3 separate regions of the Homo sapiens genome follow, and regions 1 and 2 are each linked to region 3. Evidence: read pairs that join two places in POLR2A ChIA-PET (ENCODE). Cell type or tissue: MCF 10A. All regions are shown on one strand.

Region 1 (2,500 bases), 100 kb before region 3:
CAGAAGGATGGAGAACAGCATAGTTACCAAGGGGTTGGATGGATAGATAGATAGATGATAGACAGATGATAGATAGATAGATACATTACATATATACATAGATGACAGATAGATGGATAGATACTAGATAATTAGATGATAGATGATAGAGAGAGAAAATTATTTTTTAATGGTTTTTATGTATTTGAAAATAAAGTATATTTTCTAATTTGAGAATCCAGTAATTTTTTTTAATCCTGGCTGTGGGTAATATAAACAACACATAAGTGCGTCAGGATTTTGAGGTACTCTTCTCACTCTCAACAGCATTTGTCAGACTTTTATTAGAAGCATCATGTTTCACGCCACTGCACTCCAGCCTGGGTGACAGAGCAAGAACCTGTCTCTGAACAACAAACAAACAAAAAATTTTTTTAAAGAAGCAGCATCGTGTTCTGTTCAGGATACCCACTCAGAAGTGAAGGACAAGAATACAGGAAAGGCTACAGCAAAGGAACAAAGGAAACTTGAAAGTTTTGGAAAGAGACTCCTTCCATTCAAATCAGTGGCCAGGAGCTCATACAGACTTTTTTAAGAGGTTAAGATAAGAATTTGTTTACACTTTAGAACAAGATAATGGGATGTGGGAAGAATGCTCTTCACCGAGGTAAGCTCAAGCAGAAAGGAGAGGAATTTAAGGACAAGAAACATCTCTCAGAATCCAAGAAACCATGTGCAGGTAGCATTCCTGATGCCCTTGGGAACTGAGTCCCTTTTTCTGCCTCTCAGGGCCACACAACATTCCATCCATCTTCCGCTGCTCACTGCCCCACTCTCCTTCCTGTAGACCAGCTTCCTAGGTGCATCATTAGTGTGCCAGGGCCCCAGACAGCGCCCGCAGACCAAAGTCTACATGGCCTGCATTCCGGCAGCACTCTCTCTCATTTCCTAATTCCAAATGACTGGCAAAGAGCCAAGCCATGCAAGACTTAAGTTCCCAGACAGGGCAGAGTCAGGAACGCACCCGCCCTTATCACCCAAGGCCAGGAGGAGTGGCGGATTCTAATGGTGCACGGCCGTTTACAGCAGGAAAAGCTGTGGGCAGAGAAGCTGTAATAGACCTACCCTCTACATTGAGTAACGTGAATCGTTCTACTCAATTTCAAAGAAAGAAGTAAGTATGCCATTTGCAAGAAAAGATATTAAGGTTGATAAATGAGAAGAACAGACTTAGTGGAGGAATTGTAATCACTTTGATATTCATTCAACTAGCGTTTATTAAACACTTACCGTGTGTCAGGGACTAAACCAGGCAAGGATGATACAAAGGTAGAAGGCCTGCCCACAAAGAATTCACACTGTCATAGAATACATTGCAAAGAAAAGCAATGCCATCACCTTCCCTAGAAAATGTAAGGATCAAGTCTTCTGGGGAACTTTAAATTCACTAGAGTCCAAGGCACTCCAACTATTCTTGAACGCCCCCTTGAAATGTCACTCCTCTCTTGCTTGTACGACTCTCTATGTGTGAGCCTTCGGTTTTTTGTGACTCTAGGAATAGCTACTTCATGTTAGGAAGCCACTTGTAGAAAGGCAGCTAGATCAAGCACCTTTGTATTTTGTTGTGTTTATTTTAACAAAGTTCAGAAGCCATTTAGTCAATTTTCTCTTAAAGTGTGTAGTATAGAGACCTAGGATTTACCAGCACACATGATCTAATACGACAAAGTCAGGGTGTCTTCAGCTTGTTACATTTTTACTACCATAGCCATCTGTTCTGCAGACAGAGTGCTGCTGGGTTTGTACAGTAGCCCCTTGCTCTGGGCTGCTCAGAGAGCATCACAAACATATTAGTCCTAATGCACGACTACGTTTCAGATGCTAGGAAATAAAATATTATTTTCTGGTGGCACAGAATTCGTGGGGAAAGAATCCCGGGCTCCTAATTTCCAGTCTCAAGTGAGAAACAAAAAACCCACAGCCCAGGCACTATCCCAGATCACCTGCTTCTAATTACCCCATTTTGTGGCGATGAGTTACTCATTAAGCTCAGTCTGGAGAACAGAACCAGAAGAAGCAGAGGTAAAATTTATTTTCCTTAAAAGGGTCTGGAGGGCACTCAGCGCAGTCCTGCAGGGACCCCAGCGATGACAGTCTCGGTTCCTCTCGTAGCTTCGCCACCGATAAGCTTTGGAGTGCCTCTGTACAGAGCTGGCCAGAACCCAGTTTGCTTGGGCCTTAGATTATTGGTCATAGAAACCCCTCCAAGTGGCTTGTTTGCATGCCACGTCTCTTTGATTGGTTGAGAGGGCTCAAGGGAGTTCAGTGGGAAAAGAAAGCTGGGTGCTTAATACAAATTAACTGGGACTTTGAGGAGTTCACTCACTGGAGTGTGAAATCTGATCTCACACAAGCCCATGCTGGAGCCCTTCCAGGGGGGTTCTGTTACCAAAAGCAGCAGACAAGCTGTTTTCTAGCATAGCTCCCTTATAAGCCAGCCCTGCCTGCGCACCCTGAGGTC
Region 2 (2,500 bases), 65 kb after region 3:
CTACCCTTTCCTAGGAGATGAGTGATTTGATGAACATTTGTTAGGGTTCCATGAAATTTTCTACTCCGTTTGGAGACTCACTGGGGATGTAAATTTTGGATGTGCTGGCCTAGGACTCTGTATTCGCTTTTTTGCCGGTGTCCTCAATCTGGAGGCTTTTCTTGCAGCTCTACACTGGACTGACACTGCTCAGCTCATGGGGTTGTGTGCTTTGATCCATGTGGGTGGAAAAGGGACTGATATTTCACTCGTGTCACTTTTGTTTTGGAGTGTATGTGTAGATTTGTAAATTTGAGATTGATATTTATGTTTGATAGAAGTGTGGTGTGTTGCATAAAATGACAGATTTATGGAGGCTGAAAATATTAATAAAACTTAATTCCATTTTTTTTTTGCAATATTTAGGTTTTCCAGTTGGATGTTATAAAATTTTTATGACATTTTACACTGCTGTTATTACTCAAGGGGCCGTATCCACCTCTTAGGCCTTTTTGGGATTGGGTGGTTTTGGTTGCATGCCTTTTCGGAGGTGCCCTTTCCTGAATGGGAGGGAGGTTTTTGCAGGTTCTCTGTGGATATGTAAAGTAGTGCCGCACGCTTGCTGTGTGTGCTTGCTTGAGGCTGAGGAATCCCAAACCCTGTTCCCTGTCGTGTCCGGGAGAGGCACCAGGCAAAACTGTTCCTCTACCAAGAATATATTTCTGTATCATAGATGTAGAACTATTATAAATATCTTTTCTCTAGCTTGGAGGCTATTTGAATGAGACTCAATGGCCCTTTTGGTTTAATTGGGTAATTGAGTGAATTAATTCTGATCTAAAAACTTGGTGTACTTTAGCAACTTTTTCTTCAGGAAATTTGGTAAAGATAAAATGACTTAGGTATCAGTCATTACCTGAGTGTCCTAAGTATTCATTTGTTTTTCCTTATACTGACATCTGAATGAATGGAATGATAGACATATACTATATAGTTTTAATTAGCAATTCACTTTGAGTGAGTGAATTTTTTCAGAGTAGAATATGTGTTTCCACTGTAAGTTTTCACTAAATATGTTCTATTTTCAAAATCTTTGACTTGGAGTAATTCTAAGAAAATTCTTTCCTTACATTTAGTTATTTGTTTTTCTTTTTGAGACAGGGTCTCACTTTGCCACCCAGGTTGGAGTGCAGTGGCGCGATCTTGGCTCACTGTGGCCTTGACCTCCCAGATTCAAGTGATTCTCCTGCCTCAGCCCCGCAAGCAGCTGGGACTACAGGTGCACGCCATCACACCTGGCTAATTTTTGTATTTTTCGTAGAGATGGGGTTTCGCCATGTTGCCCAGGCTGGTCTCGAACTCCTGACCTCAAGTGATCCACCCTCCTCGGCCTCCCAAAGTGCTGGGATTACAGATGTGAACCATCCTGCCAGGCAAGATTTACTTACTTAAATAGGATCCAGTAGGCAGTTTTCAAACCCACATCTGTATGGATCAATGCCAAGAATATTAGAAGGCTACTGAGTTTGACAGATGAACTAATGATGAAATTAACTTGTTTCTTGGATGAGATTTATTACCAGGCACCAGACTAAAGCCCTAAAATCTTAAGCCTATCTGGTTTATGAATAGCTACTCTTATTTCCATTATTAAAATCAGGTAGATGGCAGCAGAATCTGGAGGAGATTCACCCTCTGTTGACCATCTTCTGTAAGGTGCACTTCTCAGTGTCTTCCTGGGCCTTGATGAATGATGAGCTGGAGAACTAGACCAGAAGCCATTCCTTATCAGGTGACTCTGGAAGGGAAGCCATATTTGATGAAATCCAGAAGAAATCCTGGACCATAATGCTACATTTTTTCTTTTTTTGTAATGGGATGCTAAAAAATTAAATATATGGTTTTTTTTTTAAATAGAGGTAAGCTATACGTACATAACATACAACTTACCATTTGAACCATTTTTAGGCATACATTCCAGTGGCATTAAGTACATTGTCATTGTTGTGTGGCTGTCACCATCATCATCTATCCCCAGAACTTTTCCTTCTCAAACTGAAATAAAAATATTTTTCTCTTTCTTTTAAAATTGTTAGCTGCTAATGTGTATTGTAAGTAAAATAATCTTGTTTTTGTAACCATTAATCTTATCACTTCATAGTTTGTGAGTAAATTCTTCCGCAGACATTCCATCAGGATGCTAATGGTTTTTTTGTTTGTTTGTTTTTGTTTTTTATTAGTACATTACTTCCTCTCAATTCTAACTTTGGGGTAATCCTCATAGAGTTTGAGGATCTCTTTGGAGATGTGTATTACAAAGGTTAGTAGTTTCACTGCCAGTTATGTTATTAAAATTTTGAAAAGCAGCTTTTTGGAACCTTTCTAAAGTTTAAAGGTTGAGGGTATTTGTTGAGAGAAACCTGGGACTTGGTTAGATAATAGGGTGTGGAAATGAACTGTTACCATTCTCACTTTTCCCTTGCTTTTCTTCCCTCACCTTTTGCATTTGTAGTCTCTTAAA
Region 3 (2,500 bases):
ATTATGTACAGAAACCATTTCATCCCCAGTGAAATATATTTGTCTCTTCCGGAGAAATAAGGGGTGACCCAGTCCCCAAAGAGTCCACCCCCCAGGGTGAAGACCCCCGCTCCGCAAGGATCACAGGTGGGTGTTCCAAGGCATCCACACTCTGGTTTTGTTTTTTTTTTTTGTTTTTTTGTTTTTTGGGTTTTTTTTTTTTTTGTATCAACTTCTCTTTTTTTTTTTTTTTTTTTTTTTCCGAGACGGAGTCTCCCTCTGTCTCCACACTCCAGCCTGGAGTGTGGTGCGATCTTGGCTCACTGCGAGCTCCGCCTCCCGGGTTCAGGCGATTCTCCTGCCTCAGCCTCCTGAGTAGCTGGGATTACAGGTGCCCGCCACCAGGCCTGGCTAATTTTTTGTATTTTTAGTAGAGACTAAAAATTCGCCATGTTGTTTCGCCATGTTGGCCAGGCTGGCCTCGAACCCCTGTCCTGAGGTGATTCACCCACCTCGGCCTCCCAAAGTGCTAGGATTACAAGCATGAACCACCGCGCCCTGCCATTAACGTCTCTTAAAGCACACACTCTGTCTCAAAGGCTGGAGGGTTTGGGAACGTTCTCGTCCTTTCTGTGACCCATCTACCACAGTCTTGGGGGTAAAAGCCCCGGTTTAAAAAGCTGGGAAATTCCACCTCATGGCCACGCGGTCTCAGCAGCTCTGGCGACTGGGAAACGTAGGGTTACAGGGCGGTAAAGATCATCAGAAAGGAGGGCTGAGGAGAGAAACTAAAGACTAAAGGTGAGAGGTCACAAACCCTGAAATTAGTAAAGATCTACGTTGTCGGGGGTGGGGGTGCGTGTGCGCCCAGCAAAAAGCCTCTGCGTCCACACAGGGATCCACCGCGGGGCTTCTGGAACTCACAGGCTCCCTCGGAGCCTTCAAAGACGCGACCTGATTGACAACAATTTTGTTTACACACCACACGCCCTGGGAAAGCCACACACCAGTGCCGGCGTTCCAGACGCTTCCTCTGCGCAGAGCCGGCCCAGGACGGGGGCGGGGCGGGCCCTGTTGCTCAACTCACCTCTCCCGCCCCGCACCCGCTCCCCGGGGAGGCGCCGACCCAGCGAAACTGGTGCATGTGTCAGCCGCCCAGCACCGGCCCAGGAGGCCGGCCGCGCCGCAGGCCGGCCTGGGAAAACGCCCAGCGGCTGCAGGCCTCCCGCTGCGCGCTGCGTGGTTCTGCACTGCACTCAGGACCTGTCAGGAGCAACACACACGCACATGCACACGCCCACACACATGCACACAGACACACACGTGCACACACTGCGTCGGTAGGAATAGCTCAGAGGTGCCCTTCCTTTCCAGGCAAAGTGCTTAGTAGCTGAATTCAGCGAGAAGAAATCATCCAAAGGTAACCCTTGCTCTGAGCCCTCCCCAGGAAGAAGAGAGAGGTCACTCTGGAAAAGCCTGGAACCTTCTCTCGCTTGAGGGTGCGGACAGCAGCCCACCTCCCCTTTGGCTAGGCCAAAGATCTCTCCTTCCTTTTAGGCCTAGCTTTCCCTGTCACTAAAAGGGCTACATTTATCCTTAAATATCATCTAAGCTGAAATACTACTACATTGCTTTGCAGTCGGTCATAGTGGAATCTTAGTTTCAGAACTACATTCAACACCTACTGCGCAGAAGCACCACATGGACACTGCCACAAAAATTAACACAGTGGATCCTAACAGAGCTGAATGGGGTTGCTGTGAATATCTCCCTAGTAAGATAGGAAAAAGGCCCATGTGGGCTATGATATTTGTATAAAGTGGTGTCGATGAGCTCATTGCAGGACTAGCTATTTGAACTTAAGTTTCAATGAAGTGTAAATGAGAACTGACTTCACCCTTGACTTTTATTTTTCTCTCCAAGTATTTCTCACTAGCCATTTTCATTTCCTCCTTTTCCTACCATTCTCACCCTCATCTTTCTACCCTCTTCTTGAAGCAGAGCACTTTTTCTCCACACTCTGGAAGGCCAGAGAGGAGAGAGGATTAGAGGCCCGTAAGCAGGGGAAATCCTATCCATTAGAAAAGGACAAGGGCAGAACAGGGGACTTCCGTGCTTCTCCTGCCAAGTTAATACGCTAGGAGAAGCAGCTGGGTCGGGTCTGGACACGCTTTTCTGTTCTGCAGCTCACAGAATTTTTTTTGTCACTTTAACTTCAGTGATCTCCGGTGCCCCCGAAGGCAAGTAGCACACCTGAATCATTAAGCTTCAGATGAGTTGAGTTCAAAGTTTTATTTTCTACTTTTAAAGCCCTCAATAAATTAGGGCAAAGGTACTGGGAACCCAGCCTCTTGCCCTGGCGTTCCTCTGGGATTGTTAAGGTTGGCTAAGCAATCTGCTCTTGAGAAACCAGGTGTAGAGAGACCTGGGTGGAGAGATCCGGGGGTTGTTTGTGGAACTTTCTCCTCCTCTGTGGCATATGCCAGCGTCTCTCAGGAGCAATCCTGCAAGGTTGCCTCCA

The links. Peaks named below come from ENCODE experiments on the same cell type or tissue, not always from the same donor. Only the 100,000 strongest peaks of a DNase experiment are listed, where the experiment ranks them.
Region 1: POLR2A ChIA-PET joins it to region 3 with 10 read pairs; 2 of 35 experiments call an interaction of 5 or more read pairs at or near these places.
Region 2: POLR2A ChIA-PET joins it to region 3 with 16 read pairs; 18 of 35 experiments call an interaction of 5 or more read pairs at or near these places.

Annotation. Positions count from the first base shown.
Region 1 is chr6:156,616,652-156,619,151 of GRCh38, forward strand. No RefSeq gene overlaps it. Among named protein-coding and RNA genes, the nearest start is that of ARID1B, 160 kb to the right of the region's middle. In MCF 10A, no CTCF peak of the experiment used is centred here; a DNase peak (open chromatin) is centred at 970.
Region 2 is chr6:156,783,645-156,786,144 of GRCh38, forward strand. The region is part of intron 1 of ARID1B (AT-rich interaction domain 1B); the gene reads left to right. Among named protein-coding and RNA genes, the nearest start is that of MIR4466, 5.2 kb to the left of the region's middle. In MCF 10A, no CTCF peak of the experiment used is centred here; no DNase peak of the experiment used is centred here.
Region 3 is chr6:156,719,033-156,721,532 of GRCh38, forward strand. No RefSeq gene overlaps it. Among named protein-coding and RNA genes, the nearest start is that of ARID1B, 57 kb to the right of the region's middle. RefSeq lists silencers at 963-1,282, 2,403-2,500 and enhancers at 1,883-1,952, 2,257-2,500. In MCF 10A, no CTCF peak of the experiment used is centred here; DNase peaks (open chromatin) are centred at 1,059, 2,109 and 2,469.